2 separate regions of the Homo sapiens genome follow, and region 1 is linked to region 2. Evidence: chromatin contacts called from ENCODE Hi-C or POLR2A ChIA-PET data. All regions are on one chromosome and are shown on one strand. The core of a region is the stretch at or near the end of the contact, and the rest is flanking DNA. Distances in the headings are between cores, read along the strand shown.

Region 1 (5,495 bases), core at 2,996-5,495, 570 kb after region 2:
GACTACATGTGACTTGTTCAGCATTGTTATTCCAGTGCCTGGCACATAGTCAGTACTATAGAAATATTTGGGCAGGTTTCTTGAATGTGCCACACTTGTTCTGTTTTTCCTTCTGCCTCGAATTCTCTTTTTCTTTAATTCTTTGCATAGCCAGTTTCTTCTTATTTCAGTCTCAACCCAAGCTCCACCTTTTCAGGAAGGCCTTTCCTCATCATAAAGTCTATGATTCCTCTCCCCTAACCTGTCTTTCACATCATCTGGTTTTACATTATTTATTATATATGCCCTGAGATTATCCAGTTCAATTTTTTGTTTATTTATTTATTTTCTATCCTCAAACGCAATGTAAGCTCCATGAGAGCAGAGACGGTCTTAATCAAAGCTTCATTTCCAACCCCCTCAGCAGTGCCTGACACATTACAGTTTCAATAAATATACACTGATTGAGTGGATGAATGAAGGAAAGTCAAGCACTAGAGATTACACTCACTTGTATGCTTTGCCTTATTTAATCCCTACAAAAGCCTTATGAAGTAAGCACTATCATACTATTCATTCCATATTACATAGGAGAAAACTAAGTCTTAGGGGGGCAATGTAATTTGCCCAAAATCACATTGTTCATAACTTGAGAAGCTGAAATTCAAATCAAGATATGCCTGTTTTACGGATGACAGTTCATTTTCTGCATCTTAAAATATCATTTTATTTCTTTTTTTATTATACTTTAAGTTCTAGGGTACATGTGCACGACATGCAGGTTTGTTACATATTTTATTTCTTATGATTCGAGTTTGGATATCACAGCTGGTCTCCAAGCAGAAAAAGAGAGTTCCTACTCTCCTCCCCTTAACCCCATTAACTTTATCCTCAGAGTTACAGGCGGAACAGCTGGACATCTTGCAACCTTAGGTAGGGGTAGGTCTTGCCTTGACAGATTCACTACACACAAGGAAGCAGGAGTGTGTACATTATTTTAGGCTTCCAGCTTCGAAAGAGAGAGCCAAAAGGGGCTGGCCTGGGCACGCACTAGGACCTTTTCCCCAAACTTCACTAATCAGAGTGGTTTTCTCTTCTGAAGGGGTTGGGGCCAGAGGAAGGGAGAGAAGGAGGGGTCTGAGGAGAAGGGCAGAACTGTTTTCCTACTACTTCCAAGCTGGCCAAAGTTCCTGTTTTATGGATGGATGCAATAACACAGGGAGAGGGAGAAATTTCCCCAACTCCAACCCTCAGTTATCAAAGAAAAACCCTTAGTTTGCAATTGATGTTGGAGATTCTGGGGTGTAGTGGTGAGGGATATATCTGTATTGGCAGTATCAGGTCTCAGCCCGACCAGCAACACATTTGATGATATCGCTTCTAAAAATCACTCGGTACCTCTGTACTAACTTTGGAGTCAAGTTTAAACTCCTCCTCAGGGCAAGACACTTCATGAGCAGCCCCTGGCCCCTCTGCAGTCTCACCTCCTGGTATCCCACTGGCATCCCCCACAGCCATGGTAGAGAAGCCATGAACATGTTGCAACTCCTCACAACTCTAAGCCTTTGGAAATGTCATTTCTTCTCCCCCGGCTAATTCATATTCAGCTCTCAAGATTAGGCAGTTAACCATGAGCAGCTTCAAGGCAGGTTATGTTTTACCTATCTCTGTATCCTTGAGCCTCTCAAAGTAGCTGCCTTGAATGAGTTTCAAAAGGTTAGCTGAAAGGCAACCTTGCTTGGAAATCCTCCTGGCACCTCAGGAGATGGTTCTCCTCCTTGCTCCCAAAGCCCTCCAGCACACCTTTATTTATAATTCTTAAACTATACCTTTTTAATTTTTTTTATTATTTTTTAGAGACAGGTCTCACTCTGTTGCCCAGGTTGGAGTGCAGTGGCACAATCATGGTTCACTGCAGCCTCGAACTCCTGGGCTCAAGCAATCCTCCTGCCTCAGCCTCCCAAGTAGATAGGACTACAGCAATGTGCCACCATGCCGGGGTACTCTTCTTAAAATGTTGTTCTTTTTTCTTTTTGAGGAAAGAAGGCTGTGTCTTATGTGTCACAGGGCCTAGCCCATAGGAGGTACTGGATAAATTAATTTTTGAATCAAACCTCTTCTGAGCCTCTGTGATGTGGAAGGCATGGTGCTAGGCACTACTGGGGGTATACAAAATCGTGTCTCTGATTTAAGGAAATGAGAGTTCATGGGGAACAAGACATGAAAAGTTCATAAATATATTGCTTAAGGCACTGTGAGATAACTTGAAGTTAATTCTATAGAAATTTAAAAGGAGGGAACATTTCTGACTTATGTAACAATTATCACACACCCTCCTTTTCACTTGGAAATGGACTCTTAATCTGTTAATTATTTTCTTAACGGTTTAGAAGTGTCTTTTATTGTGTGGCTTGGATCTGTTTAAAAAGTAGGTGGGTCATAAATAATAAATAAAGAAAACAGGTGATCAGGCTTAGGAGGCCCTCTGGGTTGTGCGTTCAGACAGTATCCAAGAAGTTTGACTTGGTGTGAAAGGGTGGGATTACATGTTAATGATAGCAGGGTTTAGATTCTACACTGAAAGGAAGCAGTTAGTGAGCCCTGGGAGGAGTTGAAGGAAAGCAGTTACAAAAATGGATGCTTCCCAAGACCCTCCATTAAGCCTCCTGGGATAGGTCCCCTGTCTGTCCCTAGACTCCAGGGTACTGCTGGGCACTTCAAGAGAGACAGAGAATTTGAATACTCATGAGTCTTGGAATGTAGGAATAACAATTCATCCGAACAAGCAAACATGATAGACAATTTTTTTTTTTACCCACTGAGGACATTGTGTCTAAAAATCTGATTTGTGCCCAGGAATTATCTGTATAGAATTTTCATTACTTTATAGAATTGATATTGCATAGTTCTGTAGGATAAGGATCTAGCACTTGAGTTATGAATAGCTCAGGATGACATAACACACAATGGTTAGTTGGACTGGATATGTCCATAAAGCTGAATTCTAATTCAACTATGAGCATCTCTGATTCTGCTTCTGATTCTAGGTGACTTTAATCCCAAATTGAATTTTCTGACATTTCTGTAAAATGGGGCATGAGAGAGCACGTCGGTTATGGGGTTTAAATATAAAAGAGTTAAGAGCTGAGAAGTGCCTCCTTGGTCAATTAAACCACACTGACATCCCGTTTTCCTTTTCTTCTTTTTCATAATTAGAGAGGAAGTGGAGGGAAAGGAAATAAATAACTTTAACAAAGTATGCCTAGTTTAAATGCACCAGGTCCCCGCTCTTTTATAAACTCATAATTCTCATTGCATCACTAATTTGAAATTAATCACAGCTCCTTGGTGTCTCAGAAAGCTTCCTATTGCTTTTCACTACGTAACTTTCCAAGTCTGTGTGTTTGGTACTCTAGGATGTTAGGCCACCAGAGGAAAGAGGATGTATCTTTTTTTTTTTTATACTTTAAGTTTTAGGGTACATGTGCACAATGCGCAGGTTAGTTACATATGTATACATGTGCCATGCTGGTGTGCTGCACCCATTAACTCGTCATTTAGCATTAGGTATATCTCCTAATGCTATCCCTCCCCCCCTCCCCCCACCCCACAACAGTCCCCAGAGTGTGATGTTCCCCTTCCTGTGTCCATGTGTTCTCATTGTTCAATTCCCACCTATGAGTGAGAATATGCGGTGTTTGGTTTTTTGTTCTTGCGATAGTTTACTGAGAATGATGATTTCCAATTTCATCCATGTCCCTACAAAGGACATGAACTCATCATTTTTTATGGCTGCATAGTATTCCATGGTGTATATGTGCCATATTTTCTTAATCCAGTCTATCATTGTTGGACATTTTCTTTTTGATAGTCGAATTCCCTTCAACGTCTAGCACAGTGCCTTGCACATTTACCCACTCAAAAAAAATTTCGTAAGGAATTAATAAATGAATCCTTAGGAGGAAAAGTGAAAATGAAGTTTTTCTCTCAGGATGAGGTGTATTTCTCCGTTCATTTCAGATATGCATCAGCTAGTCAGCGTAAATTGTGCTTTTTATATGCTCACCAGGTGTAGGTAAGAGCTTTGGCTGAGATGGAGAAATTCATCGCGGGAGGATAATAAAGCGGGCAGGGATTTGGCAACCTCAGAGCCGCGAGGAGGAGGCGGAGTCGCGGAGAGTTTGAGTATTTCCGTCCAATCAAAAGGAGACTGTAAGAGGAGGAGGAGGAGGAGATGACTGGGGAGCGGGAGCTGGAGAATACTGCCCAGTTACTCTAGCGCGCCAGGCCGAACCGCAGCTTCTTGGCTTAGGTACTTCTACTCACAGCGGCCGATTCCGAGGCCAACTCCAGCAATGGCTTTTGCAAATCTGCGGAAAGTGCTCATCAGTGACAGCCTGGACCCTTGCTGCCGGAAGATCTTGCAAGATGGAGGGCTGCAGGTGGTGGAAAAGCAGAACCTTAGCAAAGAGGAGCTGATAGCGGAGCTGCAGGTAAGGCGAGAGAGAGAAAATTGAGGTCTCTAGGGCAACCTCCATGGAAAAAGGCTGGCTGCGCCCAGGCCAGCGCGCCCCCCTCGCATGCACCCCGTATCAATTAGTTCCGGGGCCTCCTGAGATTGGGGGGTAGAGAAGAACGGGGGCGGGAGGAGGCAGAAAGAGGGAAGAACAAACGGCGGCGAGATGCAAACTTTTCTTTTAGTTTGCAACCGCGTCTTTCACGTTGGCATGCCTCCGCTAGCATTGCAAAGTGCGGGCTGCTCCAACTGGTCCTGCAGGCTGCTCGCGGATGCCAGCGCGGGATGCCAGCGCGGCGCCCCAGCGCCTTAGCGCGCAATTGTTCTGGCAGCCTCGCGCCGCCTCTCCCCCAACCCCCAACCGCCTCCGCGCGGGGCGATCGGGAGAGGGGCCCCAAAGTGGCTTCTTTGCGGGGAACCCAGGGACTGGCGATTCTTCCCAACCAAGTTCTGGGCCGCCCCGCCGATTCTAGCCTGCCTTGGCGGTGGCGGGGTTGGGGGGGTCGGGGGGCGGGGGGAAGCTGGCGGAGACCCAACCAGTCTGGTGGCTGCTGGGGCAGCTGGAGGGGAAGGCAGCCCTCGTAAGGCAGCAAACACGTACCCGCCCCTCGTCTGATGCAAGACTGCTCCGTGCTTTCGCCGCCCCTCTGCCTCCTGGGAGCCTTCGGAGGAAAGGGAGGCGGGCGGGGAGCGCTGGGGTCCAGATTTAGCCTCCTCCCCACCTTTGGTTTATCGCTGGTTGGGAGTGACCAGACTCGACTAGAATCCGATCCCAAACGCTCCCAGATGATTTATAGTCTTAGCAAATTTTTATCTCCTTTTGTTGTGATATATAATTAATCTACTTCAAATCTTTATCCACCGTGTTTGAAAAGGCCTGCTGGGCCTGGTGGCCTTGTCCGGAATATTTATTTTGTGAACTCTTCACTCCAGTGCCTGCACTTTCGACCTCTGTAGTCGACCCAGCTGCCCAGTCTCTACCTCACCTGATCCAGTATAT
Region 2 (5,366 bases), core at 2,274-4,773:
CCTTGTTATGAACAATATCTCTTCGTGGTATTCTTGCCAAAAATCCATAACCTCAGTCTAAACACAAAGAAAAATCAGACAAACCTAAACTGAGAGACATTCTACAAAATAACTGACTGGTTCTCTTCAAAAGTGCCAAGGTCATGAAGGAGAAAATGTATGCATTAGAAGAGACATGAAAGCTAAATGCATTGTGGGACCCTGGATTTGATCTTGGACTAAGGAAAGGGACAGTGAAAAAACTAGTGAAATTTGAACTAAGTCTGTAGCTAAATTACTATTATTGTACCAATATTAATTTCTTGATTTTGATAACTGTATTATGATTATTCAAGACAAAGCTTGGTGAAGGGTATACAGAAATTCTCTGTACTAATTTTGCAACTCTGTAAATCTAAAATTATTTTAAAATTAAAAAAATTTAAATCTTGTGAGAATTAAATACAGGGTCAAAAATTTTAAACCACGCTTTTTTTCTTTTTAGGCGTAATTCTTCATCTAATGGCTATACTTAGCGATAGTTAACAGCAAGAACATTATGTGAATACTGGCCAAACCCAGACTAGGAACCGCTAATAATGAAACATGTTCAACTGCAATAAAATGTGGACACTTTATCATACTTCAACTGAATAACAAATACTTTTGCAAAAATCTACTAACCATCAATATTTCACTCTTTGCACAATACAATCATGACTTAGTGCTTAAAGAAGTATGGATTCTGTGTTTGGCCAATGATGACAGGCTTAAATTTACCTAATACCATCAACATTTAAACAGAACATGTCAGATCTTAACTCCTCTGACTTTATGACTACGCTCATCTTGTCAGATTTCAACAGTTTTCTGTCAGGCAACACCTGGCAAAATAAACCGTTTTCATATAAATTGTAGACATCCCATAATGAGTATGGAGTGATGTGCTGTTATTCCTGTTTCTCCCTGTTTTATTTTCAACTTGAGTTTACATCTGCATCCTCTGAGATAAGCAAAGATGCCCTATGCCAACATTTTTACCCAAGATTTTGTTTTAAAAAAAGAAAACACTAAAAACCATTAAAACAACTTAGGAATCACAACACTTTATTAGTTAGAGTTTCTAACATAGCACTGTTATGGCTCATTCACTTTTGCTTTACACCTAAGGGAGTAAGTGCACAGCCAAGGCTAATAAAAACTAACTTGGCTATTTCTTGGTTTTTGATGGAACCATTCATATGATAAATATACATTTTTTCCCATTATACTATACTCTTGCAAAATAATTTTTTTCTACAAAGGTTATGAGATATCATAAAAATGTCTAATGCATCTGGTTTAAGAATCCAATGCCTCTTTCACATATTTCTGCATCTGTTCACAAAATCCCTTTGACTTCAAAGGAAGCTTTTCAAGAGAAAAAGAAGATACATACAGGAAAAGTGGCCATAAATTTTTAGTAGTCCTTTTCTAAGGCCATTTTAATAACAGCATTGTGGGACAAGTATCTTCCTCAGAATCCTAAAATATCACAAATGATATTAATGACTAAAGATCTGTATAAAGATTTATGATTTCAAAACGTTTTTCTGGTTATTAAAAAGTGTGTGTCTTCAATTTAGACATGTGAAAAATATGTAATGCTATAAAAGGAAACAAATAACTTTTAACCCACTATTTAGGAAGGCCAAAGCAAAATAAAAAAGTTAAAAATGTTTGTTCCCTTCCAGGCTTTTTTTCTATGTATACGTTTATATAAACACTTATATATAAACATAACATCGTAATAACACTATGAACACAATTTTGTATCTTTTCTCAGTCTTTCAAAAAACCACATTAATCTTTCAAACCATCATTTTCAATGACTGAAATTATATGTAGATTTATACTTTAAAAAAATACTCTCACATTTAATACTTATTCTACTCAAAGCTAAATTAAAGGTTTAGAAACATTCATCGGTACTGGAAATTCTACATCTTGAAACAATCTAGATTAATAATTAACTTTAATAGCCCTATTCATAAATGCCACTGAAACAATAGTAGAGGTTTAAGAAATTTTTTCTTTAGCATTTATAATGACTTAGTGTCTTAAACTTCCCTGGGCAGTCATTAGCAGGCTGCAGTTTGTCTTTTTTTTCTCTCTCTCTTTGATTCTCTATTCTCAAGACATCTTCAATTCTTTAGTTTGGAATAAGGGGAAGTTTGGGTCTACGGCTTAGCTACTTTGATAGCATAGGTGTTAATGTGCTATAAATTATAAATAATCATCTCATTCTAGTTCTGCAGAATCAAACCCTCAAATTTCAAGGAGAGGAATTTTTGATAAATTTATCTAATTTTGAATTGTCTTACCTAACATTGCTGCTGAAATTTAAGGTGACATTTGAATAGTTGTTTGCTGACAAGCAGCTTTCCGGTATATATTAATATATTAGCTTATAAGAATTTTGTGAGGCTCACATTAATAAAAAACGGAAGTTCAAAAAATTTATGACATGACTAGAAAAATAAGTTGAACTTAAATTTTGGTTTTCATAATTACTCTCATTGGCTTTGTTTTGGCTTCATAATCATGGAACTATAGATTTTCCAGAGGTTGAAAGAACATTAACGTGTCAATCAGTCCAGCTCTCTTCCTCCACTCAATATGAGCAAAAAAAGAAGAAAAGTCCCAGAGAGATTGTGACTTGTCACACAGCTGTCAAGTGGCAGACCAAACCCTTGACCTCTAGGCTACCTTCCTGTCTAGCGCTGTTTTCAACACAACAGTTACAATAGGTGCGACATCCTCACACCTACTCATTATGGCAATACATATGCAAATGATGCCGGGAAATTACCTAATAAAATCACATTCTCTCCTTTCTCTCTAGTTCCCAGAATATATCTCCCGTAGATAAAGTATGTCAAAGTGCTTGCCACTGAGACTGTACTTGGAAGACGTTTGGTAAAATCCTGAATAACTGAAAGGGTATCCCCTCCCCCTGACTTTTTTGCTATGAGGGTAAAATTCCAAATATTTAAGACAATTCCCAATAAGACCAGGCCGCGACATGGTCTCCGTACGACGAGATTAATGGTAACAGCAGTGTTGTCAAGCGCAGGACAGGACAAACTCTGTAGCAGCTTGCGGTCACTCTTTCACAGCCTGCTAGATAGAGCAGTGCTGTGGAGCCACCAGGAGCAACCAGAATGGAAGATGCACTGACACTTGCTCAAGTACCACACTGCCAACCTGCTGCCCCGACCCAAGCTGCCCAATGCCTAACAAAACTTCTCTACTCTCTCCGATAGCCCCTTAGCGTGTTGTTAGGGTAAGGAGGGTAAAAACAGTAATAAGACCACAAGAAGAGCAGTCTCTAAAACAACCCGTCTCTGAAAACATCACACGCGGGGTAGGCTCACCGCGTTGCCCGGCAACAGCGGCGGCGCTCCGCTCCCAGAACTGGAGGTGGCGGCAAGAGGTCAGAAAGCGGCGCGCTTTTTCCACCAAGAAACCTTTACGTCATCACGTATCCTTGCAACGTCACTACGCTCTGAGCAGGCCGACAGTCATAGACGAGTAGACCTTAGGCGAGGGAAGGCATGTACTTTCCCTAAGAAGCGGGAGGAGAGAAATAAATAGAGGGCAGTGGGATGAGAAGAACCTCGCGGGATGGGAAGCCGCGGAGGGAAGGGCCGTCTTTGGTTACCTGGAGAGCGGGAGCAGCTGCGGATCCCTTATGAAGTGCCCGGATGAAGCTCCAGCGCTCACGCGCTTTCCGCATTGAGTGCAGCGCCATCTTGAGAAGGGCGGAGCCGTCTTGTTTGGAATGACGTCTGTTCAGAGAGCCAATCCCAGTCTCGCGACTCCTGCTTGCTGGGCGCGGCTTGGGCCTCCAGGCTGCGCAGCGCAGCCGCTATCGGGCGGACTGCAGTTCTTGCCGAGCAGGTGGGGACAGGAGCGGGGTGGGGCTTTAGTGTTTTTCCCTGGATCCCTTGTCTGCTCAGCCTTCCTGGAAGGAGAATTTCCTTGGGGGTTATTAGTAGCAACGCTTTAGACTGGAAGAAAGTCAAGTAGGCTGCATTTCTGATCTTAGCTATGTGAAGGCAACCTTTAAAAAGTTTGTTTAGAAACTCCCAGTTCTCTTAGAGGGTAATATAAGTGGTCTTTTTAGACATGTGTGGCCTCATTTCCCTTTTTTTTCTTTGAGACAAGGTCTCACTCTCGCCCAGGCTGGAGTGCAATGGCGCGATCTCGGCTCACTGCAACCTCCACCTCCCAGACTCAAGCTATTCTCCTGCCTCAGCCTCCTGAGTAGCTGGGACCACAAGGGTGCGCCACCACGCCCGGCTAATTTTTGTATTTTGGTGGAGACAGGGTTTCACCATGTTGCCCAGGCTCTCTCAAACTCCTGAGCTCAAGCCAAGCCATCTGCCTCGGCCTCCTAAAGTGCTGGGATTACAGGCATGTGCCACCGCACTGGACTTATGTGGCCTTATTTCATTCGTCCTGTAAACTTTGTTGAACCCTACCGTAATGTGCTGGGCACTGAAGGTACAGAGAAAGACATATCTTGTCTTCAAGTTGTGTACAGTCTAATAGAGTAGCGGATAAATAAATGATGTACACTTAATAGGTGTTAAAGAAGCAAGCACCGCAAGTTTTAAGGAGGAGTGGTTATGACTGTGGTGTTTCAACCTAGTCTAGGGAAGGCTGCAGGAAGGTTATACCTGATGGAAGAAATTGTTTTGTTTGGGGTTATGAGAAAGTTTAATACAGTTTTTCTGCTTCTGTTAATTCACCTAAAAATCTCCCAGACAGATAACGAGTGTTTCAGTAAAAATATAACTGGAAGAAATTCATGACAATTCCTTTATGTGTTTTGTTTATAATTCATCCAGCTACTGAAAATTACCAAGGAGAGGTAGGAGATAAGAGATGCCTATAAAGGAGCTGAAATCTACCAGGGTAAGACAAAACAGTAAATTAAAACCATATAGGATAATCTTGTAGGTATACAAAGTACTGGTGAAGTTCAAGTATAATTGGTGTAATTTAGAAGTGAGCAGGAAAGGGATGAAGGCAAAAAAAAAACTAGGAAATCAAGTTATAGTCTTCAACAAAGCTGATCAGTTTGGTTTTGGCTGTTAAATTTGAGGTGCTTGTAGTACTTCCAAAATGTGATGCCCATTAAATAGATACATGGGTCTGGAGCTCAGAAGAGATTTGAACTACCAAACAGATGGTAATTGAAACCAAGGAAATCCTTGAGACCATCAGATAGAGTTTGTGGAGTGAAAGTAGCCAGATGATGGAAATAAAGGAGCCAAGAGGTGTTGTAGAACCCAAAGAATGTGATATTACTGAGACCCTGGAAACAAACCTTGCCAGGG

What was found. Hi-C counts contacts between places; a loop is a spot of excess contacts on that map. ChIA-PET counts read pairs that join two places held with the same protein, here RNA polymerase II (POLR2A). Pooled maps may share reads with other maps.
Region 1: a map of OCI-LY7 shows a loop between it and region 2 (4-fold over the local background). The contact joins the promoter of PHGDH here to the promoter of WARS2-AS1 in region 2. A Hi-C loop is called at or near these places in 1 of 168 maps with a recorded cell type or tissue (OCI-LY7) and 11 of 50 pooled maps. POLR2A ChIA-PET finds 5 or more read pairs at or near these places in 3 of 52 experiments (WTC11, activated naive CD4-positive, alpha-beta T cell and naive thymus-derived CD4-positive, alpha-beta T cell).

Annotation. Positions count from the first base shown.
Region 1 is chr1:119,707,689-119,713,183 of GRCh38, forward strand. It overlaps PHGDH (phosphoglycerate dehydrogenase), which reads left to right and starts at 4,246. Exons shown (of 12, transcript NM_006623.4): 1 at 4,246-4,472. The coding sequence starts at 4,335. It overlaps LOC105378937 (a long non-coding RNA gene), which reads right to left and starts at 4,158. Exons shown (of 3, transcript XR_947757.4): 1 at 4,046-4,158. RefSeq lists enhancers at 4,038-4,567, 4,049-4,098, 4,239-4,518, 4,569-4,658 and a silencer at 4,799-4,898.
Region 2 is chr1:119,136,873-119,142,238 of GRCh38, forward strand. WARS2-AS1 (WARS2 antisense RNA 1) reads left to right here and starts at 3,524. Exons shown (of 7, transcript NR_125975.1): 1 at 3,524-3,921; 2 at 4,875-4,941. It overlaps WARS2 (tryptophanyl tRNA synthetase 2, mitochondrial), which reads right to left and starts at 3,781. Exons shown (of 6, transcript NM_015836.4): 1 at 3,683-3,781. The coding sequence starts at 3,772. RefSeq lists an enhancer at 3,553-3,862.